Regions from separate parts of the Homo sapiens genome. Here all the other regions are linked to region 2. A link is an interaction called in ENCODE POLR2A ChIA-PET data of the cell type or tissue named here. Cell type or tissue: MCF 10A. All regions are shown on one strand. Region 1 overlaps LRTOMT (leucine rich transmembrane and O-methyltransferase domain containing). Region 2 overlaps NUMA1 (nuclear mitotic apparatus protein 1). Region 3 has its middle 9.3 kb from the start of FOLR3.

Region 1 (8,000 bases), 50 kb before region 2:
GGAATGCTTAGAGGTCTGTTACTCCCTTCCCAGGTCCAAGCATGGCAGAAGAATGGTCGTAGATTTCTTGTTTCTCCTCCTCCTTTCCTTTAGGGGAGCCCAGCTAGACGCTACCTCCAGGGGCAGGGCACTTACCTATACCCTTTCTCTTCCTCCATGGGGTTCCCATGGAGTGTCAGGCTACGGAGCCGAGGAAGGACAGCCAGCTTATTCACCTCCCCCAGGCGCTGGATGCTGTTGCCGTGAAGATAGAGGACACTCAGGTTGAAGAAAGTTGTTAGGACCTGTTGGGGAGGGAAACCAAAAGCCAGGCTAGACAGGACAGGACCCTGAATCTCTGCTCAGGGCTGACTCGTGGGCAGAGAAGGAAGAATGTGGGGAACAACCTGCCCTCCACTCCAACCCTCCACAGCCATACTGTATGACTGTAACCTACTTTTATTTATGTTTTAAGACATACAGGGCATCACACTGAAAAGGAGCTGTGATCTGAGGGTCAGGAGTGTGGGCCTGGGTACCAGCACTGCCACTGACTTGCCTCTCTCAGCCTTAGTTGCCCCTTCACTGAAGACCTTTCCAGCTTTGGTGATCTACGATTCTATCACAGCAAGCAACAGGAAGACAGAGCATCATGCTAGGCACATAAGAAGCTTTTAAAATACTGGTTAAATTGAGATCACCACACCAGGGGAATAGTGTCCAAGTCATGCTCCAGCTCCTTTCCCCTCTTAGGGATCTTGGACTAGAAAAGGCCAAACTTTATTTCTTAAAACTTGAATCTGAGTTCACAGAAAGTAAGTGCTGTACTTTATTGACTACCTCTTCCACAGGAGAACCCAGCACAGGTCACAGTGGGTGCGCAGTGACAGTTAGAATTTTACTTCAGCCTCTGATGTACCAGTTGTTTGTTGGTTTTCATGTATTTTCTTTTCTTTTTTTTTTTTTTTGAGACGGAGTCTCACTCTGTTGCCAGGCTGGAGTACAGTGGCGCAATCTCGGCTCACTGCAACCTCTGCCTCCTGGGTTCAAGTGATTCTCCTGCCTCAGCCTCCCGAGTAGCTGGGACTACAGGCGCCCGCCACCACGCCCAGCTAATTTTTTGTATTTTTAGTAGAGGCGGGGTTTCACCATGTTGGCCAGGATGGTCTTGATCTCTCTTGACCTTGTGATCCACCCACCTCGGCCTCCCAAAGTGCTGGGATTACAGGCGTGAGCCGCTGTGCCCGGTGGTTTTCATGTATTTTCATTCAATCCTCACAAAACCTTTATGATACTGGCATATTATCCCCATTTTTCCGACAGGGAGGCTGCAGTTTTGAGAGGTTAGGTAGCTTGCTCAAAGTCACAGTCAGTAAGAGGCAAACCCAGGATTTGAACCTACATCTATCTGTCTGGCCCCCTAGCCTTGTGCTTTGGACTGTACCATGCTGCCTCATTACTTCCTTGATAACATGTAGGAGTGGAGAGGTTGGGGGCTGAACAAAGTGGCTTCAGGCTCCCCTGACTGGATTCCTACTGTTAGGAACTCACAGGGTCAATGGAAGTCAGGTCATTAAAGGACAGGTCGATCCAGGCCAGGTTCTCTGGGTGCTCCAACAGCTGTGAAGCCACCTGGTTGAAGTCTCTCAGATCATTGAGAACATTGTTATTCAGCCACAGGGACTGGGTCAGTGATTTCCCCGACTTTGAACGCTTCAGTGGTCGTAGTCCTGTCCTTGGCTCCTCATTTACCAGATCTGTGGGGACAAAGTGAGACTTGGGTATCATCTTTGCTTTTTTGGCTTTAGGGGGTGGGAAGGGACAGAGCTGGAAAGATTAGCCATCCAGGCTGTAGCTGGAGGGTCTGGAAGGGCCATAGCCCTGTGCCTGAGTCTAGTGCAACCCTGTCCCACAGCTTCCAGCAATCAGTAAGTTTAGACTAAGGGCCAGAGACTTCTATCTCAAGCTCTTGGCTTTCCAGGTCACATGGACTTCTCATGTCCACTGTACCACTGGGTCTTTTTTATACCAAACCAGTGTGGGGTTGAGGAAAACTAAGAACCAGAATTGTTGGGCTTGAGCTGAGTAGATGATAGCACAAAATCCTGAATTAACTACTGGTAAAGCCTATAGAATTCACTTCAGTGGAATACACTTTGATATCCTGTCTCTCTTTCCATGAATGTTGAGTACCTACAGTATGCCAGGTACTGGATATACAGTGATAAACAAAATGAGAGACAGTCTGTTCCAGACTTTGTATGAATAATAGGGCAGAGAGCAGACATTTGTGCCTTGGAGGAGCTTATATGGGCAAGATGGGAGCAAGCTGGCAACATGGTGTGATAAGTGCTATATAATAGTTGTAGCAGCACAGAAGAGAGGCTATTGACCCAGTATGGGAGCTCAGGGAAGTTTCCCAGGGAAGGTGAAGCCTGAGCTGAATCTCCATGGATTAGGGGATGTTTATCAGGCAAAGAAGGGTAAACAGGCAGGGAACAGCATGAAGAAAGGTATAGAGGTACAGAACAGCCAGGGAGTCTGGGGCGGGTTTGTGTGCCTGCACAAGTGCTTGCACGCACTGCACAAGGGGGACAGAGAGGAAAAGGAGGCAGGAATCCAGTCAAAAGTCTCAAATGTCAGGCTAAGGATCTTGGGCTTTACCCTGTGTGTAATGGGAAGGCACTGGAGTGTTTAAAGCAAATGATTCAAATCTTTTATTTCAGAAAGATCACTCTTAAGTGTCAGTGTGGAATATGGATTTTAGGGAGTGAGTTGGACCAAATGACCAATTTGGCTGTTTGAGTCATCCAAGCAAGACATGAGAGGGCCCTACAATCAACATAATTTGGTTGACTGGATGTAAAGGTAGAAGAATATTAAAGGGTGGTTGCCAGTTGTATTAACTGGTAAGGAATTACAGAAGAAGAAATAGCATTGGGAATGTGATGAGTTCAGGCTTAGCTTTGGTGTATTTGAGGTTCCTGTACAAAAAGGTGGAGAAGTCAAGTAGGCAGTTGGAGATGAAGGTCGGAAGCTCAGGAGACACAGACTTGAGAATCATTAGCATAGAAGGCATACAAGTTAGGGAAAGAGATGAGATTCCTCAGGGAGAGTGAGGGTAGGGAGGAAGGTCAGGGAGGAAGAAGAATCCATTAGAGAAGTTAAATGATCAGGGAAAATCAGGAGAGGACAGTTTAAAGATGTTCAGGGAGTAAATAGTTTATAGTAGTAAGTTCCAGGGAGGTAAGGACTGAAAAGTAATTTTGGCAACTTAGAAGTCCCTGGTAACCTTGGTAAGGGCTGCTTCAGTGGAATGGCAAGGGCCTGGAGGCAGAAGCCAGATTGAAGTGAGTGAGTTCAAGAGTGAATGGAGGCTGGTTTCATGCCTGTAATCCCAGCACTTTGGGAGGCCAAGACAGGAGGATTGCTTGAGCCTAGGCGTTTGAGACCAGCCTGGGCAACATCATGAAACCCCGTCTCTACCAAAAAAAGAGTGAATGGATATAAGCAGTTAGCATAAACAACATCCTCAGAAAGTTTGGCTGAGGAGGAGAGAGAATAGGGAATAGGATTATGTTAGAACCCCGGTGTATGGAACACCCCAAAGCCTCACTCCCACTTTTTCAAAATGAGGTCCAGTTCCCATTGCTGCTAAGCCTTTGGTTCCCTAGTTCACCCCTGGGGAAGGAAGTATTTAGTATTTGCGGAAGCTAGCCAGCTTTCTTCACTCTCTTCTGCTCTCTACTGGAAGGACACCCTTTGCCCTTCCACCCCCACCTCTCCTCCTCCTCAGATGCAGGTCAGGCAACATCCACCAGATGGCTCTCTGCCTTAATCCTAGAGTGAGCAGGACCCACAATTGGGGCCTGGGGTTGCAGGAGGGTACTGGAACGGCGTACCCCAGCTCATGAATTCCTAATCCTGCTTCCCTCCCCATACCTCCTTAGAACCCTGAAACAGAATGACACAGATGAATCAAAATTAAGGTCAAAATAACCCCACATGAACTAGTGCCCCATGTGATAAGGTAGCAGCTTGGGGAATGCCACCAAGCATGGGGTGGAGGCCAAGCTCAGAGGGAATCACTGGTGGGACAGAGTTGCCTAAAACTTGATGCTGGCTGGAGCTGCTCTTACCAAGGATGGAGTGGTATATCCAGGCTGCCACAGGTTGCTGCTCCTCTCAGATTCCACCAATGCACTACACTGCCTAAGAATCTGTAAAGTTCCTTGTTCAGAGTAGGCCAAAGCAGGTCTGGAAGCTGGACCACAAATATCAATGCTTTGGGAACTGGGGAGCATTTAGCTCCAGGAAGATCTGGGAAACTATGTTCCTGTTTTCCTCTCTCTGAAAGGCTGCCATGTAGCTCTTGCCATGTGTCAGAATACAAGTTAGTTTGATTGAACTTCCCTGTGTCATCCCTCAACCACCAACTGGAAGGTGTTGGTAGGTGTATATGGTGGGGGACTTCCTTAACACTCTAGGTTTGTGAAAAGTTAGAGGAACTGGGTTGATGGTAGCACAGATTAGATGCCTTCCAAAGGCACTGCCGTTTCAGATTCTGTAATATTTATTCATTCACCAAATAGTGTGCCAGGTACCCCCAAACTCTATTGTATCCCTTAACCCCAGCTGTAAATAAGTGTTTCAGAAGCTCTGGGGAATCTGAAGGGACTCTGACCTTTTGGGCCTTTGATGTGCCTCACATACCTAGCAAGGAGCACAATACCTGGCATATACATATGACGCACACACACACACACATATATAAATGCTTTTAGTAAGTGCTCAGTAAATATTGAACGGTTGAATGAAGGATGGGCCATCTGTACCATTTACGTTTTGTGATGTAGAGTTACCCTTGGTACTGCTTGTCTCTCTCCCAATTCTGAGGACTCCATAGAGGGCAGAGCTACACCTCCTCCATCAGAGTTAGAAATTCCCATGATAGGTAGGAGGTATACTTCCTTCCCACCTCTGTCATTGCACCTGTCTTAGAGATAGTTACTATTGCAGCTAAAACCCCTTGTGAAACATGGATTACATCAGAAGTGATGCAGTGCACAATAAAGATCACAGCAGGTGGCTGTGTGCTCGTGAGAGAACAAACGTGAGTTACCACTGTGGCTGATGATAACCCAAGTAGACCCTAAACCCAATCTAAGACTGGTGCTATTTGCCAGCTTCCCGAGCTTAAAGGCAGTGGCTACCAGTTGCCTGAGAGAAGACTAAAGCCAAATAATAGTTCTGAGATAGTGGATGTTAACGTGTATTCTGTGAGGACAGATGGACTGATGCTTTAATGAAAGACCAGATAACAAAAGCCAGGGATGGCAGAACTTCCCTAGGAAGAACGGATGACTCATTGGGAATATGACATGGCTGACAGCCTCCCTATGTTCCCTCCTGAAGGGACTAGCTACCCATTTACAAAGACATTGAATGGCAAAATGGGAGCGAGTGTGGACAGTGTTGGAACCTGCAATAAGTGTAGGTGATGATGGAATAAACTTGGATTTGGCTGGAATGAGTGTAAGAAATTTGTCAGTAAGTATTTAAACTGGAAATATGCCAGTTTGTAGATAAGACCCCTCATGTTTGGCCAGTCAGATTAGGCTTGTGTCTGCAGACAGAGGAGAAAGGTTTTGCCTACTTGCTGGGACTCCACAGGAGCCTGTGTTTTCCTCCTCTCTTCAGGTAAAAACAGGAGAATAAAACTATTGGCTGATAGACTGGCTTCCCAGTTTTCTTCCACTTGACTTTCCTGCTGTAGCCTGGCTTCTTTTAAAGATGATCAACTACTGTGATAGCCCCCTGTTTCCTTTCAGATTTGCTGCTTAAAAAAAACAAACAGGGGCACATGTTCTTAGGATCTCCTGGGGCTGTATCGGGGCAAAATCAAAACAAACAAAAAGACAGAAAAAAACCTCTCACTCTCCCCTACCCTCCAAAAGACAGTAACAACACATCTGCAAGCATATGGGAAGAATCTCTTTAGGCTTTTAAGTAGATTATGGTTTCTTCCTAGGGACCACACTGGGCCTGCTGCCTTAGTGAGTGGAGTACTGTGCTCTGGGGGCTGACCTTGAATGACGTGGATGCTTCTGAAGGAGTAGTCAAGAGGGGGCTCCTGTACCGAAGTGTTCATATAGTCCCGTTTGTTCATAGTTCAGGCCATCATTCAAAGGTGCAAGCAGGTGCCCTGGGAGTCTGGGTTCAGCCTGGGAGGACAGAGAAAGACCAGTGTTTCAAGTACACCGGCTTTCAGGTTTCCCCATAGTCCTCCATCCCTGCTTTCTGTCCTCTACTACTCTAGGCCTGCCTGGCTGTATTTCCATTTTAAGATATGAAATCACTCTTCCTTGCATCCTTGCATGTATAGAGCACTTTCTACTTCTCAGAGCACCTTCACATCTCTTAGAACTCATTTGAGAATCGAACACCCATTTCTTTGTCTGGAAAATGCCAGATGAAGAAACTGAAACCCAAGGGGTAAAAGGACTTGCCCAGAGTTAAGCCAGTGAGTCAGTTGTAGACTGCAGTCATAATCTCCTGAATCCTACTCTGAGACCTTTTCTGTTACTCTACAGTAGTTACTGTGGAGACTGTCTTGATACCCACCCTCTGTTGACATCAACTGGGCTATTCTATTGCTTAACAAATCCTTGAGGGCCTGCACCGCATCTGGTTGGTGTCTCACCACCCCTCTCAGTCTGGCCCAGCTGGGGATTTGCCACCTTCTCCGCTTGGCTTCTCTGCCAGCCCCATTACCTTTCCATCCAAATACCCTACTTTCAGCCCTATCCTGAATGTAGCCATACACATATAAACATACACACACACAAAACCAGAGTCTACCTCTCACTCACCTGTCACTGATGGCTGAAACTCCACCATTAGGCATTCATTCCTGTGGGTTCAGGGATTGTTTCCGGTTAAAATGGAAATACTCCCTGACAGGGATGAACACAATGTTGTTATCAGTCACTTGCAATGTGGTGTGAATTGTCTTATCAGATCGTTTCCAATTTGTTAGCTAAAGTAAAGCTGAGGTTTTTCTGGAGACAAGGGAGAGCCATGAGAATACTACTCACCTGGGATGAAGAGAGCTGACAACACACTTTACCAAGGGGTTTGTATGTGAATCACACAAGCAAAAGACAAATTGACAAGGATAAGGACAAGAACTTGCCCCAGTCGACCTCCCCTTTCTCATTCCATCCACTGCTGCCACCTTTGTATTATTATTTGTATTACTTCACCTGCTTTCCAAAAGGATTTCAGGTTTACAATAATAACACAGTCATAAAACAGATGATTTGCAGAATAGTGCCATCCACTAGAAATATAATGTCACAAATGCAAGCCATATATATAATTTAAAATTTTCTAGTAGCCAAAATAAGTAAAATGAAGTGGTGAAATTAATTTTAATAACTTAATTTTACCCAATATATCAAAAAATCATTCAATATGTAATCAATATTAAAACTTACTGAGATATTTTACACTTACAGCACATCCCAATTTGGACTAGCCTACCTGTCAAATGTACGTGACTAGTGGCTACCATACTGGACAGTGCAGATTAGAAAGTTAAAAATGGAAGAGAAAGATCAGAAACTAGATTACAGGAAGAGAGAGATGTGCCAGGCACTTTAAGAATCTAAGCCTACATTTAGCTCTGAAATTCCTGGCAGCCAAAGCAAAAAGAGAAACCTTGGGATTGCAGTTCTCATCATTGGATTCAAAGGATAAATTAGTTTGCAGAGACAATGAAATTGGCAAACAACTTTAAAATGGAATTTATTACTCGGGAGGCTGAGGCAGTTGGATTGCTTGAGCCTAGAAGTTGGAGGTTGCAGTGAGCTATAATTGTGCCACTGCACTCCAGCCTGGGCGACAGAGCAAGACCCTGTAGACCCTGTCTCAGGAAAAAAAAAAAAAAAAAAAAAAAAAAAAGAATTTCTGTTAAAAACCAAGGACCTGATATCTTATAATTCAGTTTAAGCCTAATA
Region 2 (8,000 bases):
CTTGCACTCAAGCCTGGGTGACAGAGTGAGACTGTCTCAAGAAAACAAAAACAACAAAAACCCAAACAATTATGTTTGCCACTTTGCTTTTCTGTAAAAGTTTTGGTATCTGCTTTGCCTTTGCTTTCATGGTGCTCCTTTGGATAAGAACTTCCATTTCTACTAATAGTGATTGCTAACTACAGACTACAAATGATACAGTGGGAATAGCTTACAGGGCCTGGAAGAAGCAGCAGGTGATGGGGAGCCTACAGCAATGAGCCTTGGTCTGACCCCCACCCCCACCTCATCCCAACCACCCACCACAGTCATTCTCTGGTGGCCAGAAAGTTGAATTTGTAAACCTGACATCCAGATGTAGTTTGGAGAAGCAGATTTAAGGAGCCCTAGTGTGCTAGGTGTTATGGGGGATCACAGAGAGAGAGAGGTGGAACTGGTTATGCCCTTGAGGAATTTCCATTCTAGATGTGAAGACAAGATTTTCATGCATATACACATAAGTGCCAAGAGTAGGAGGTAGTTACATTTTTCTTATCACCAGTGTAATACAAGATTATTAAAAATAAATGCAAGGCCAGGCACAGTGGCTCACACCTGTAATCCAGCACTTGGGAGCCTGAGGCAGGCGGATCACGAGGTCAGGAGTTCGAGACAAGCCTGGCCAACATGGTCAAACCCTGTCTCTACTAAAAATAAAAAAATCAGCTGGGCATGGTGGCAGGTGCCTGTAATCTCAGCTACTTGGTAGGCTGTGGCAGGAGAATCATTTGAACCCAGGAGACAGAGGTTGCATTGAGCTGAGATCATGCCATTGTACTCCAGCCTGGGTGACAGGGCAAGACTCCATCTCAAAAAAAAAAAAAAAAAAGCAAACATACAGCATAGAAAGTCCCCAAGTGAATGTTCCCTACAATCTAACTCCTCCCCCCCCCCAAAGTAACCCCTGTTAACTGTTAAATATTTGAGGAGTTAGGAATATTAAATCAAATATATTAAATATTTGAGCTGGACCCTAAAGTAAAATCTAGAGAGGCAGACTGATGGGAAGAAGGCAGACAGACAGAGGATCCAGTCTCCTGCTCCAGGCAGAATACCCTCTCTGGCTTCCCAAACAATTGGTGAGCCAACTTCTGCTTGGACACCTTGGTGACAAGGGACCAAAATGCCAAGTAGGAATTAGTCTGCAGGAAACACCCATCCTATGCCTTACATGCTAGCCAGTGTGTTGGACACCTTATAGGTGTTATTGAATTAATTTTCATTGCTTTATAACAGGTGTCTTTATTCTTGTTTTACAAATAGGGATACTAAAGTTCAGAAGTTTCTTGCCAATGTCAAATAGTTAGCAGCATGTGGTAGAGACTTCTGCCATTTACTTGCTATGTGATCTTGGCAAATTATTTAATCTTGTGGCTCAATATCCTCCTCTCTAAAGTTGGGTGATAATGGTACCTACTTCATTAAGGGAGTTTTTAAGATTAATGAGTTCGTACATATTAGGTCAGTAGAATAGTGTCGCGTACATAGTATGCACTCAGTAAGCATTAGCTACTATATGTCTTTCTGTCTCTCTGTTTATCTATCTGTCCATTTATTTATGTATTTATTGAGACAGAGTCTTGCTCTGGCACCCAGGCTGGAGTGCAGTGGCATGATCTCTGCTCATTCCGAGTTCAAGGAATTCTCCCACCCTAGCCTCCTGAGTAGCTGGGACTCTGACACTAAAAAAGACACTAATTTGTTTCTAAATCATGAAGTTTTACTGGTTATCTTATATGTAAAACATTTTAGCCTATATATTATAAACTGTAGCCAATGATTGTGACCTCTATAGTATAGCTCCTAGTAGAAAAAGACAAAGACAACTGTGGGCCAGGTGTGGTGGTTCATGCCTGTATCCCAGGGCTTTGGGAGAAGCATAGAATTTTTAGAGAAGAATTTAAAATAATGCTGTGCCTAGGCAACATAGTGAGAGCCTGTCTCTACAGAAAAAAAAAAAAAAAAAAATTAGCCAGGCATGGTGGCACACACCTGTACTCCCACTGCTTGGGAGGCTGAGGCAGATGGATCACTTGATCCCAGAAGTTTGAGGTTACAGTGAACTATGATCTCGCCACTGCCCTCCAGCCTGGGTGACAGAGTGAGACCCTGCTTTAAAAAAAAAAAAAAAAAAAAAAAGAACTCCGCCTGGCTAATTTTTTGTTTTTGTTTTTTTGTGTGGTTTTTTGTATTTTTTGGTAGAAACAGGGTTTCGCCATGTTGCCCAGGCTGGCCTCTCAAAGTGCTGGGATTACAGGCGTGAGCCACCGTGCCCCACCAGCTACTATTTATTATACTCTGTTTTCTCTCTTGTTCTGACATCCTGTCATCTCCTCAGTTTAATTCTGCATATCATCCCTCATACTTTCCTCCCCTGTACAGTTCCTCTCTCTGCCTCCTATCAGTTCTTTACCCTGTCTCCACAATGTCTCTCACTGCAGCTTCCACCTGGGTTCAAGTGATCCTCCCACCTCAGCCTCCCAAGTAGCTGGAACTGTAGGTGCGGGCCACCACACCCGGCTAATTTTTTATTCATGAAATTTTTTGTAGAGATGGGATCTCCCTATGTTGCCCCGGCTGGTCTCCAACTCTCGGACTTCAGTGGTCCACCCAAAGTGCTGGGATTACAGGTGTGAGCCGTCGTGCCAAGGCCCCTTTCCATTCTTTCTTACCTTACCCTCTTGTGTGCCCTCATTACCTGTCTCCTGACTGTGCAGCTTCCTGACTCACCTCATTGCTGCTAGTCTCATTCAGGTATATATCAGAATAAACTTGGGGCACAGTTTTTGTCATACCACAGCTCTGTGTTAATAACAAACAAACTTACAAGTCTTTGATTCCTTGGTTTGAGGTTCAAGATTCTCCTAGCTCTCTGACCCCACCTCACTCTTCAAGCCCTTTCTCCCACTGCTTCCATGCCTCCTCTCTGCTTTCTCTTCCTCCCCACACCTCTCTGTTTCCATCTGGGGAAATGCTACCTGTGTGTTTCAAGGTCCAAATTAAAATGGCACTTCATTTTCGTAATCCTTCCCTATTCTAAACTGGTTAGAATTTTTCTTTACAGCTTTTATGGAAGTTAGCACACCAGTTTGAAATTAATCTTCAAGTCATATTTCTTATCTCCTGTGAATTACAACCTACCTCAGTGCGGATGCTGGGCTTAATTCATCTTTGTATACTTCCTACAGTTTCCTATAGGAGTGCCTTACACATAGTAGGTGCTCAGTAAATGTTTGTGGCATAAGATTAGGGGGTGCCTGTTGACCATCTGGTGGGCTTCCCTTTCAGCCTTGGTGAAGTTCGCTATTCAGTGGGGGGAAATGCTGTGATTTTGTCTTCTAAGAGTCAGACATCTTTTGTTTTCAGCCATGTAGGAGAAGCAGAGTCTACAAGTCCCCGTGCCTGCGTCTGTTAAGGGCTGCAGCCAGTGCCTGGCGTACTCGGTCTCGTGCCTTGGCCCCTCAGCCCCTCCCCATAAATGCTCAGCGGAACAGGGGATTAGGTTCTGGCAGCACAGCTGGGATTTTGGCGGCCATTCCACAGCCGACAATAGCACGCAGCACAGGACAGCGCAGGCCTGTACTCCAGGGCCAGAATCTGCCTGGGCTTCTTGTTTGGGTGGCGGAGGGGGAGGAGCGGGCACAGCACGGCATCCTGGCCTTGCCACGCAGAAGGTATGGGCTGGAGAGATTCCCTCGGGGAATGGATTTAGTGGGTGGCCGTGTCCCAGAGCAGGGCAGGCGGTGCCCATGGAAGGTGGCAGGGCGCTTTGTGTGTGAGTGGCATGGTTGTACTTAAAGACACAGCCTGCCCTGGGGCCGGCAGGAAGGTGCCCCCGATCAGAGGGCCTGCATGTTGCTTGTTCTTCAAAGCCTCTGTTCCCGGGTCTTCCTCCTTGCCCTGCGGTCCGCCAGGCAGGGGCTGATCTAATTATCAGGACAGCCCTTGTCCTACCCTTCCATTGCTGTCCAGAGAGATGGACAGATTATTACTGCTGCCTTAAACTCTGGGTGGAAAACAGAGCGAAGGGGGAGTGTCCGGTTGATCCCAGTTTGTCAGGCAGGCCACTGTAAGATGTGTTTTGTGTGTTTATGCCACAGTTTGCCTTGGCTCTTGCTGCTGTTGGAGTTCAGTAATTTTGCCTGCCTGCTTGTGCCTTCACCCTCAACCCGCCGCCCCCATTCGTCCTGCTTTTCTTGTTCGTGGACCAAGCCTCCAGCCTTCCCCTTTGCAGCCCCTCCTCTCCAGTGCACCCCCTCCCTCTGGGCCCCACCCCCACTGAGAGTCCCCTGCTTGCTGTCGCTCCCAGATCGGGGAAGCTTGCTGTGCCTTTAAAGAAAGCAGACTCCTGGCTGTGACGCACTTCTGGCTGTCAGCCAGGAAGATCGCTCCTGCCAGGCAGACTGAGAAGAAAACCAACAACTTTTCTTTTGTGTGTGGGGTTACTTTCCACTGGCCCCCCCTTCCTCCTCTCCTTTCAAGATTTAAATGCTAATGGCGGATTAAAACCTGTAGATACGTTTGGCTTTAGGAGTCTGGTAAGGCCCCCCCGCACCGAGACTTTTTCTCCCTCACTCTTTCTCTGGGTTTTTGTTCAAACATGGACGAGGGGGTGGGGTGGATTCTCCCCCCTCACCTCCCTTTCCTGCGCCATCCTTAAAGGGGAGGGAGAGAAGAGGGAGAGCAAGTAAACATACTCAGAAACAGGCGCTGTGGAGCAGAGCTTGCCAACATCCGGGAGTTGGCGCCTTTCAGAGCAAAGGGTTGCTTTCTTTCCCCCTTGCGTAGATGTCAGCATGTTTTTGTTCAGAGAAGGAAAGCGTGTTTGCCTGCACGTTGAGCTGTAGAGACAGCTCAGGAGAGGGCTTCACCATTTCTGCGTGAGGCCGTGGGTGTGTGCACGGTGGTGGGCAGTGAAAAAAGGTTCATTTTGTCAGCTGATAGGGACCAGGGTGTGTGAATATAGTGGTGGGGGGCCCAGGTCAGTGTGTGTGTGTGTGTGTGTGTGTGTGTGTGTGTGTGTGTGTGTGTGTGTGTGTGTGTGTGTGTGTATGTGTACGCGCCCCAGTACAATACATGGCTGCAGGCCTGGTTGCAGGTCTGGTTCCTGATTGCAGCTCTTTTGCCATCATCCTGATCTGGACCCTCCAGAGAACGGGGAGAAGGGGCAGACATCTGTAAGCCACTTTTGAAGAAACCAGAGAAGCTTGGTTTCCTCTGTAATCCCTCCCTTGTTCCTCTCCAGGGCTTTGGGGTTCTGTGCCAAACTCTAGGCTACAAAGATGGAGTGGTCTGTGTGAAGAGGAGGCTTCAGCCCAAGCTAGTCCCTTTAGATGGACCAAACTGGTTTGCCCCGACCTCAGGAAACTCTTTGGACTTGGACCAGACGGTCTACCCAGGACTCCCCAGGAATTGAGAAAGATTGTTTTTCTCTGTATGGCGTCTCTTGGAGCCACTGGTCCTCTTGCCTTTTATCTTCTCAGAGGCAGGGGATGTACCAGCAAAGTATTTCCTATGCTGTTTTTATAGCTTATTAGCCTAGGGCAAGGTGGCTTGGCCCCTCTGGGTAACCTGCCAGGTGAGATCTCGGTGTTTGCTTGCATGTGCCTCCTGGCCTATCCGTCCTAGAGTTGGAGGAGGAGGAGCCCCAAGATCAGGGTTTTCACTCTTTGGATGTGAGTGTCTCTCAGATGGGGAGTATCTTTCTAAGAAAGGGGTACAGAGCATGGAATTCTTAGGCTACAGGCAGGCAGCGTCTCAGGGTAAGTGGTGGTAAATTTTGCAAGTGAGCACTGGCGCACAGATGGGGCAGCCATTTCCTTTGTGAGCTGTGAGGCTGTAGGCCTTTGGAACTATCAGGTGGAGAAGGGGGTGGGGTTCTGGGAAGGACCCTTTGAGGTGGGAGCTTGTGTGGGCTTTGGGCCCTGAAATTCTGGGAGTGGGAGTTAGCACTAAGAGAATGAGGGTTCAGCAGAAGCAAGGGCCCATGAGCTGAGAGATCGGTATAGTTTAACAACTCTCTGGGACCAAAGGTCACTTTGGTGTTATCTTGAGGTAGGTCTGGTGTTCCCTTGATGGGCAGTAAGTGGCTAAGAGGCAGTCTCAAAGGAGCTGGCACCCAGGCCAAGGGCGGGGTAAGGAGAGCAGTGCTGCTGCAGCTCAGACCCTCTGGCCTTTGGCCTATCACTTGTTCTGTACTTAAAACTGAAGCTTTTTCAGAACAGACTTCAGAGCTCAGCAACTTGACCCTCTGGTCCTGCTTCTTGTGTCTGAGCAGGTGGTTTACATTAGCCTCAGCCCTGGTAGGAAATCATGGCTAGGCTTTAACTCTTTAAGGTCCAGAGAGGGTACAGGCAGAGTGGCTGCGTGTCTCTTTAGTGTCACTTTCCTTATCTTGATATTTATTTTCTGGAAACAGGGGTTACTGTAAATGTGGGAATTTGTCCTGATGTGGGGGAGCTGCATTGTGTCAGTTTGGGAAATGTAAAAAGGATGCAGGGCCTTAAGTTTATAACGCAACTGCTTCTGTGTCCTTGGTTACTTCTTGAGACCAGGGAAAAGAGAGGGTGCCTTACCAGCTCGGTGAGGCCTCTGTTTTAGATTCTGGGGGAATTTCTTTCTCAGAGAATCAGGTAGATGGGAACTCCAAAGGTGCCCTCAGAGGGCCTGGCCTTTTGTTTCTTTGTTTATTGAGTGAGGGTTGTGGGGGGGACGGGGGGTGCCTGATCCAGCTGGGGTGGATCTCAGCAGATCCTTCTGTGAAATGGTTCCAGGCTACAATCGCAAGGATCTGTTTTTCCATCAGCATCACCCAGTGTACTGGGTGGGGCCTGCCTCAGATTTCAGGGGGAGGGTGGGGAGGATGGTACTCTGGCTGGGAGCCCTTGGGTTCCCAGCCAAAGTCTGCTTAAAGCTATAGTCCCAATGTAGAAGACTTAGCTGTGCTCCTGGCTTCAGTCATTCCTTACCCAGAGAAGAGGGAATGGCTGGGGCTCTCCTGAAGCCTCTCTCACCCTGATGTTCTGTCTCTAGGAAAGTACCTCTTTACAGGCTTAGAACTGAAGAGCAGACAAGGTCCTTCAGGAGTTCCTAGTGGTGAATATTGGGTTCCTCGTATTTCTGTGCCTGGGGAACACAGAAAAGAATATTTAGCCTTGACACTCATTTTCTTGAACAGTGGAACTAGTTTTAGACAGGCTCTCCTGGGAGGACCTCAGGGTTGTATGTTTTGCCTCTGAGATGAAGAGGTTGGTTAAACCTCAGGACATTTTTAGTAGCACAGCTGTGAGTCTTTCAAAGGGGGCAAGATCTGCCTACAGTTGCAGATAAAATTTCGAAGTGTTGGGCCTCATCAAAAGGACTGCAAGTCTATAGGCAGCAGTGAGGATGGGGGAGCGGTGATCTCAGCCTCATTCCTTGTGATTTAATAGCTCAGAGGCCTTTTTTTTAAAGAAACCCCAGTTGAGTGTCTGGCTGTTGCCGCCCCACCACAGAGCCAAGTGTGGTCCCTCGAGCTTTAGTCTTGTCAGCCACAGAAAAGCCTTATTGCAGTGCAGTAGTTGGGGCTATCTGCATCCATCCATGCCTGGCCTCAAGGGCTACATAATCTTGCCCATGGATAGGGTATACTTGATGATAATTATCCAAGACTGAGGAACATAAGCCCCTTAGCTTTTCTGCCCTCCTGAGAGCTCTCTTAACCATTTCATTTGCCCTTGCCAAAGCCCAGGTGAATTGGCTCAATTCCAAGACTGATGCTGGTATGACATGTGGAATCATGTTGGATGTTGCAGGGTCAGGAAGCACTTAATTGTAATTAGCATTTAGTTATATTTAGCATTTAATTATTTTCTTCTGTTAGTGCTTCACATATGTTTAATTTTACTCCCTACCCTGCTATAAGCCCCTCAAAGGCAAGGACCATGTCATTGTCTCCCATTTTCCATGTGGCTTCTAGCACA
Region 3 (8,000 bases), 100 kb before region 2:
AATTTTTGTATTTTTAGTAGAGACGGGGTTTCACCGTGTTGGCCAGGTTGGTCTCAATCTCCTGACCTCAAGTGATCTGCCCACCTCAGCCTCCCAAAGTACTGAGATTACAGGCATGACCACTGTGCCCAGCCAGAATCTGTTTTCTTTTGTAACAGGACACAATTGGAGAAACCAGTTATTTTACCAAGGCTTTGACTGGAATGGTGTGCTTTCCTTTAAGGAATCAAACTTGACTTATAGAGCTGATAAGAGCCCCTTGGGAAAACTAACTTCATACCTTTTCTACACAGATCCTGAGCAGGGTTTCTGACCTGTGGCAAGTAAAGAATGTCACTCTCTGACAGACCCAGGAGCCCCAAATCATCTTGGGTTCTCAAGAGGAATTCACCCAACTCATAGGTATTTGATGGTACAACCGCATGGCCAAACTCGGCTTTAAAAAAAAAGTTTTGTTTTGTTTTGTTTTGTTTTTTTGAGACAGAGTCTCGCTCTGTCGCCCAGGCTGGAGTGCAATGGTGTGATCTTGGCTCACTGCAACCTTTGCCTCTAAGGTTCAAGTGATTCTCCTGCCTCAGCCTCCCAAGTAGCTGGGATTACAGGCACCTGCCACCATGCCTGGCTAGTTTTTGGTGTTTTTTAGTAGAGACGGGGTTTTACCATGTTGGCCAGGCTGGTCTTGAACTCCTGATGTGATCTTCCCTCCTCAGCCTCCCAAAGTGCTGGGATTACAGGAGTGAGCCCCTGAGCCCGGCCTTAAAAGAAAAAGTCTAATCTGAGATTCTTCTACAAAACAAAGTTCCATCAAAGCCAACTTAAAAAGCCTATGTGAAAAGTAAGTATTCTTGCTGCACGTTACACAAATAATCAGGCCAAGTATAATAAAGCAAATCAGTCTTACCATGATTTGTCTTTAGTAAAAATGTGAAACCAAAAAGAGAAAAATTATGTTTCAGCTGGACGCGGTGGCTCACACCTGTAATCCCAGCACTTTGGGAGGCCGAGGTGGGCAGATCACGAGGTCAGGAGACCAAGACCATCCTGGCTAACACGGTGAAACCCCTTCTCTACTAAAAATACAAAATAATTAGCCGGGCGTGGTGGCAGGCGCCTGTAGTCCCAGCTACTCGGGAGGCTGAGGCAGGAGAATGGCGTGAACCCGGGAGGGAGAGCTTGCAGTGAGCTGAGATCGCGCCACTGCACTCCAGCCTGGGTGACAGAGCGAGACTCCGTCTCAAATAATAATAATAATAATGATAATAATTAAAAGATGGATTTGGACAAAATGCAGAAATAGCCAGCTAGAAGCTTGTCCAACCTATAGCCCTCAGGCCTCATGTGGCCAGGACAGCTTTGAATGTGCCCCAAAACAAATTCACAGACTTTCTTAAACTTTCTTATTCTTCCAATGTGACCCAGGGAAGCCAAAAAATTGGACACCCTTAAGCCAGGAGTTTACCATGGGTTCACAATTCCTTATTCAAAATCTTTGGAGTCACATGTTTCAGATTTAAATTCTTTTAGGATTTCATAAAAGGTGATACAGAGATAATACGATTTGCAAAGAGACCAACTCCCAGGAGATCCCAGCTTGTATCCTGCAATAGTGAGCTGTACCTGAATCTTGGACAACCTGGGAAGTATCAACTTAAAATCACCAGATGTATACACTTGGAAAGAACACTTTTACTAATATTGTGTTGTAACCTGCAGGCTGGGAAGTGGAGCCTCTGGCTGAGATGGAAAGCAGGCACTTTGAGGGAGGAGAGGTGGGACAGGAGTTTTATGCTAAATAGGTTAGCTAGTATACTTATTAATAAGTTATAGGAGGAGCTATGAATATTCATGAAAGGGAGTCACATGCATGTATACTAAGCAAACATACATGTTACATACATCCTGTGTTCACTTTGGGGTGGAGAGTTAACAGTAATTATTTTTATATTTGTATTTTGTTTTTAATTAAAAAAATAGAGACAAGGTCTCACCATGTTGCCTAGGCTGGTCTTGAACTCCTAGGCTCAAGCAATCCTCTTGCCTTGGCCTCCCAAAGTGCTAGGATTGCAGGCATTGAGCCACCATACCCAGCTGAGACTTAACATTAAAATGCAGACTTAGGCCATACACATCAAAAGGTGAAACATAGGACACAAAGGCACTTTGTGTGCAGCCTCTGTAAACCAGCCAGAACCAGCCCATGGTTAACAGGAACTGATCAGGAAGGATAGCTTTGTGAGCTGGTCAGCTGTCGTGTCAAATCACAAAAAGAGAGTGAAGTCTGGCCATGGCATCAGGCAGTTGAAGCTGAAGTCAGCGGAGGAGTCTTCCATTCTCTGTTTTCCAGGACAGGATTCTGCTTAACTCTTAGGAAAAAAGCCTGGTAACAGTAAGGAAGAGGGTATACTGAGGTGTGACCAGCCTCCTGTCTTATCATAGCCAGGAAACCTAGATTTTAAAGTTTTTCTGGGGTCTCCTTGGCCAAGAGGGGTTTGTTCAGTCAGTTGAGGGGTCTTTGGATTTTCTTTTTATTCCACATTTCTTCCTTTTAGCCAAGATCTGCCACAGTCAGCATCAATGGCCAAATTGTTTGTACCATGTCGTTGCCAGGATGCTGAGGCTACCTGCTCCAGATCCATCCAGTCCCTTGGTGGGACCCTTGTGGCCAAGAGACTTACAGCCAATTGAACATCTTGGCCAGACAGAAATAGAGGTGGGCAGGTACTCATCAACCCCTAAGGTCTATCAAGCAATATAAAGGCCAAAAGGTAGGGCTACCAATTTAACTTGTCTATAAGTTCTATGCATTGAGCCAGCATAATTCTGGTTTTAGCAGCAGACTTACAGCAGTTGGTTATACATATTATAAGTTATTTATTTATTTATATTTACTTTTTAGATAGAGTATCCCTCTGTTGCCGAGGCTGGAGTGCAGTGGTGTGATCTCGGCTCACTGCAACCTCCGCCTCCCAGGTTCAAGCAATTCTCCTGCCTCAGCCTCCCGAGTAGCTAGGATTACAGGCACATGCCACCATGCCCGGCTAATTTTTGTATTTTTAGTAAAGACAGTGTTTCGCCATGTTGGCCAAGCTGGTCTTGAACTCCTGACCTCAAATGATCTGCCCACCTCCCAAAGTGCTGGGATTACAGGCTTGAGCCCCCATGCCTGTCCCATATTATAAGTAATTTAAATGTTATGAAGAAAAGTTTGATGGAGACTATAATTATAACAAAAACTTCAATAGCACCTTTTTTTTTTTTTTTTTTTTTTGAGATGGAGTCTCACTCTCACCCAGGCTGGAGTGCAGTGGCGTGATCTCGGTTCACTGCAATCTCCGCCTAGCAGGTTCAAGCGATTCTCCTGCCTCAGCCTCCCAAGTAGCTGGGATTACAGGTGTCGCCACCACACCCAGCTAATTTTTTGTATTTTTCAGTAGAGACGGGGTTTCACCATGTTGGCCAAGCTGGTCACAAACTCCTGACCTCAGATGATCCACCCGCCTCAGCCTCCCAGAGTGTTGGGATTACAGGCATGAGCCGCCACGCCCAGCCTTCAATAGCATCTTGAAAGGAATTTCTGTTTGGTAGAAAGCCAACTGAACAGATCATTGATAGGATCAGTAGTTTTATTTCTTGTAATCATTTAGCTTGTTTGGAAATTCTTTCTGTATGAGTTTTTCTTCTTTTTTTTTTTTTGAGACAGAGTCTTGCTTTATCAGTTTGGAATGCAATTGCGTGATCTAGGCTAACTGCAACCTATGCCTCCCAGGCCCAAGTGATCCTCTTGCCTCAGCCTCCCAAATAGCTGGGATTACAGGCATGTGCCACCATGCCTGGTTAATTTTTGCAGTTTTTGTAGAGATAGGGTTTCACCATGTTGCTCAGGCTGGTCTCAAACTCCTGAGCTCAAGCAATCCTCCCTCCCCAGCCTCCCAAAGTGCTGGGATTATAGGTGTGAGCCACTGTGCCCAACCCTATATGAGTTTCTACTTCACCTGAAGTGTTGATGTAAGTGCAACAGGTGTTATGGGCCACTGCACAGACTCTTCCTTGTTTGGGTAAAAGAAAATCTGAAGCAATTAAATTATCTATTACTACTTGAGCCAGGGAATTCAATTTGTTGGGCTATAAGGCTTTTTGCAGTGTCTTCAGCTACCTGTCCAATAGTGGCAGATAGGTTTGAATATGCTGGTCAAGTTTTGAATTAGACTCCTTCAGTTTTGAATTAGTCTCATTTAAGGAGGTTATCTGAGACTCCCAACTGTGTTTAGAGCTCTCATAATAACACTGAAAAATGGTCTCCCGTGGGAGGATTCCTTGAGTCCAGGAATTTGAGACCAGCATGGTCTATAAAAAATTAAAAATTGAAAATAAAGAAATTAGTGGGGTGTGGTGGTGCATGCCTATAATCCCAGCTACTTGAGAGGCAGAGGTGGGAGGATGATTGAGCCTGGGAGGTCGAGGCTGCAGTGAGCCATGTTCGTGCCACTCCACTCCACTCCCCATGACAGAGTGAGACTCTGTCTCAAAAAAAAAAAAAAAAAAAAGACCTCCCATTGCTTCTGAGAGGTCCTGAACCCTATTGTGCATGCAAATAAACTAATTTAGGCATGTCAGACATTCTGCCAAAAGTTCTCCATTTTGGCCTATAAATCTTTATATTGTTCCAGGTTAGCTTTTTTCCAGGATCCAAAATATTCACAAGACTTTTTCTCATAATTCTGAAACATGCATGTTCCTGATGGCAGCTGGTCTGGGACTGTCTCCTTAGAATCTAGATTCCCCAGAAAAGCATAAGACATTCCTTCGTGTGCCACTAGAGGGCAAGCATCCTCACCAAACCTGATGGGCTGATGCGCCGGATGAGTCAGGCTTAACTGCCCCCAACCTCCCCATCTAGAAACCTGGGACCAACAAAGATGGCACTTGCAGGGTCCGGATGGAGGGGATCAGGGTAAAAAAATGAAGTCCTCGAGATCTCAATTCAAAAGTGAGAGATCTTAGATCGGGGAGAGCTTACCCACCTTCCTCCCAAAGCTGTCAGGGAGACAAATGAGCTGTCAATGGCTCCACCTGGCACCTGTGCATTCACTTAGGCTGGGGGAACCTGGGCTGCTCCATGGATCCTACTCTTGTCTTCAATTATATTGGCTTAAAATCATAAGATCTTTACATTTGGAAAAGAGAGCTTTATTTCTTTTGATGGGTTGCAACCTACAAGCTAGGAATTGAAGGGACAGGGGTTTTACACTAAATCAGTTGGCTAAACATATATATTTAATAAGTTTTAAGAGGATTTATGAATATTCATGAGAGTTGCACACATGTGTACCAATAAAACATGTTAAATATGTCCCATATTCACTTCGGGGTGGAGACATTAAAATGCAGTTGAATTAGGCTCTGTATGTCAAAATGTGAAACACAGGACCCAAAGCACTTTGTGTGCTGCCTCTGTAAACCAGCCAGAACTGGTCCATGGTTGAGAGTCATTGATCAGCCAGGAATGTTTTGTAAGCTGATCAGCTGTCATGTCAAAATCAGGAAAGGGAAGGGAGTCTCGGAATTGGTTGAAATTGAAATCAGTGAAGGAGTCTCCTGTTCTTGGTTTTCAGGGCTGGTTTCTGTTTAGCTCTTGGGAAAGAAGCCTGGTAACGGTTCGTGAGGAAGCAGGTGTGCTGAGGTGTGAGTGACCTATCATCACGGCCAGGAAACTTGGATTTTAAAGTTTTTCCGGGGTCTCTTTGGCCAAGAGGTGTCCATTCAGTTGTTTGGAGGGTTGAGGATTTTATTTGTATTTCCCAGAGGGTTGAGTCCTCTTAAGACCTCAGCAGGTAGAGGCCTCTGGAAACCTCAGGCCTCTTTCCTTCTTTATACCCCAGTGCTGATGGGAGAAGGGCAGGCAGGTGTCTAGGAACGCCTGAACACAGGAGCTCCTCTAGATGGAACTCCTGCCCTGTCATCCGCTGCCCCTGGCTTGGGGGCTGATCATGAACTGAACTTTATGGCCCCTCCACTGCAGGAGTGAGACCTGCTACCTGAGGCAGGCCCCTGGGCCATGAGGGCTTCAGAATAATACCAGCAAATGGAAGGTTGGGTTGGAGGTCAAGTTCAGTTCCTCTGGTAAGTCCTCACCACTTGTGGAGTCTCAGAGCCCTGCTCTGAAGGGTGAGGTGGTGTGCCTATCTGGAGTCTGGGTGCTAGGGCCAGCAGGGAGGGACAGTCAGGCAGTCAGCTTGAACCAGTCCAGAGAGTATCTGCCTGAGCTGGAAGCTTAATACCACAAGGTTAACCATTGGCATTCCTTCTAACCCCAACCCGAAGGCTACCCTAGGACCAGGCAGATAACAGGAAGGTGTTTGGCTCACAGAGGTGGAGACTCTGGGCTTCAGGAAGCAGGAGAGGGGCCTCAGAGTGGGGAGGAGAGAACCCTGAGGTCTTCCCTGAGTGCCAGCCTATCACACATGCAATCTCACCTCACTCATCTTCCCAGCTGCAGAAACTACTGATCTCAGTCCGATTCTAAGCCTGCCTTCTTATACCTAGCAGTTGCAGGAGAGAAGCTCTGTGAGGGGCCCACAGGGCACCGTCCTAAGGAATGCAGATCCAGTGTTTCTTCTTTGGCCTTAACTGCTGCCCATTCCCCACACAACCTCTCTTAGCCACCCTGGAATTCTGCTTGCACTTCTATTACCTCTAAGCCTTTGCACTTGCTGAGACCTGTCCATGGAATGCCATTCCCTGTGCTGTTTTGTGCTTGGCAAACATTACTCCTTTGGAATCCTTCCCTGACCTCTTTGGGCTTCAGCAGAATAATACCACACTCTGTGCTTCCCTCTGTGAAAGCCTCATCTCCTTGTTCTAAGAGTCACTGGTTCTCAGAACTGTCTGTCCCCACCAGACCTTGCAAGGAACTCAATTCCCTTTCTGTTGGCTGAGACCAGCATGGGCCAGTGGACTGGATGCTCAGAAGGAATTGTTGACTGACAGAATGGATGCAGCGATTCCTTAACTTACTGAGCACATTCTCGGTGCCAGGCACTGACCCAGACCCTGGGGATGTAGCATAAAATGACACAGACACAACCCTGCTTTCGGGAGAGTATGTTTTGTTAGGGAAAAGGCTGACAACAAACACAGTAGATAAAAATCTGCACAAGGACATAGAGTAGTGTGATGAGAAATCAGCTGGGTGGGTTTGTCAGTTTGAGTGGTCAGAAGTCATTTTAGGGGGGGATTGTAGGTTGTGATCTAAGTGGCCACAAAGTGCTAGGCTGCAGAGGATTAATGAAGAACATTTCAGGCATGCAGAGAAAGAGTTGCTGGAGCAAAGACCCCCAACATGAGAAATGTGACTGGAGCTCATTTATGGGGTGGTGTGGGAGAGATTTGGCTTGAGGGCTCAAAGGAGGGGCATGGTCTTCTGTGCTATTGTGAAGAAGTTTGGTTTTTACAGTTGATACCACTGAAAAGTATTGAAGGGTTGGTGAAAGAGCTGTAACATAGTAAGACATGTTTAAGGTCCATCAGCTACTAGAACATATAGGTGGAAGTGTGCTGATGAATAGAGTATCTCTAGTTCTCCAGTCTCTCTCTACAACATATTTGCTAGTTACAAAGGGGAAAGTGTAGTGGAGAAACCTGGCAGACACAATCTCAAGAAAAAGATCAAAGTTAACGTCACCAGGAATGAGCAAACCCCACACCACATGCCTCCCATTATGATGCACGGGATAACCATGTAGGGTATTTGTGCCCAAAACGCATAACCTCAATGAATCATGAGGAAACAGACAAACCCAAATGGAGGAGTATTCTACTAAATAACTGGCCTGTGGCTTTCAGCAATGTCAGGATCATAAAAGAACCCCATTCCTTCCAATGCCCATCAGTAGGAGACTGAATTCAATGTAATGTACACCTAGAATGGATTACTACCTGGTAATTTAACATATCAATAGGTCAATATGGAAAGATCTCAGAACAATGGCAGATGAAAACTG

What was found. ChIA-PET counts read pairs that join two places held together with the same protein. Peaks named below come from ENCODE experiments on the same cell type or tissue, not always from the same donor. Only the 100,000 strongest peaks of a DNase experiment are listed, where the experiment ranks them.
Region 1: POLR2A ChIA-PET joins it to region 2 with 29 read pairs; 27 of 35 experiments call an interaction of 5 or more read pairs at or near these places.
Region 3: POLR2A ChIA-PET joins it to region 2 with 54 read pairs; 10 of 35 experiments call an interaction of 5 or more read pairs at or near these places.

The regions. Positions count from the first base shown.
Region 1 is chr11:72,087,232-72,095,231 of GRCh38, reverse strand. LRTOMT (leucine rich transmembrane and O-methyltransferase domain containing) reads right to left here. Exons shown (of 9, transcript NM_001145310.4): 2 at 6,852-6,935; 3 at 6,067-6,203; 4 at 1,531-1,736; 5 at 136-284. The coding sequence starts at 169. It overlaps LRRC51 (leucine rich repeat containing 51), which reads right to left. Exons shown (of 6, transcript NM_145309.6): 2 at 6,852-6,935; 3 at 6,067-6,203; 4 at 1,531-1,736; 5 at 136-284. The coding sequence starts at 6,148. Among named protein-coding and RNA genes, the nearest start is that of LRTOMT, 10 kb to the right of the region's middle. RefSeq lists an enhancer at 3,874-4,033. In MCF 10A, a CTCF peak has its summit at 3,791 (motif pointing right); a DNase peak (open chromatin) is centred at 3,781.
Region 2 is chr11:72,037,536-72,045,535 of GRCh38, reverse strand. All of the region lies in intron 2 of NUMA1 (nuclear mitotic apparatus protein 1), which reads left to right. Among named protein-coding and RNA genes, the nearest start is that of NUMA1-AS1, 27 kb to the right of the region's middle. RefSeq lists enhancers at 3,504-3,583, 3,674-3,723, 3,174-3,957, 3,958-4,743, 5,224-5,303. In MCF 10A, no CTCF peak of the experiment used is centred here; DNase peaks (open chromatin) are centred at 3,675, 4,405, 4,695, 6,905 and 1 weaker place.
Region 3 is chr11:72,141,010-72,149,009 of GRCh38, reverse strand. No RefSeq gene overlaps it. Among named protein-coding and RNA genes, the nearest start is that of FOLR3, 9.3 kb to the right of the region's middle. RefSeq lists silencers at 2,119-2,319, 6,354-6,554. In MCF 10A, a CTCF peak has its summit at 4,800 (motif pointing right); DNase peaks (open chromatin) are centred at 4,829, 6,729 and 7,729.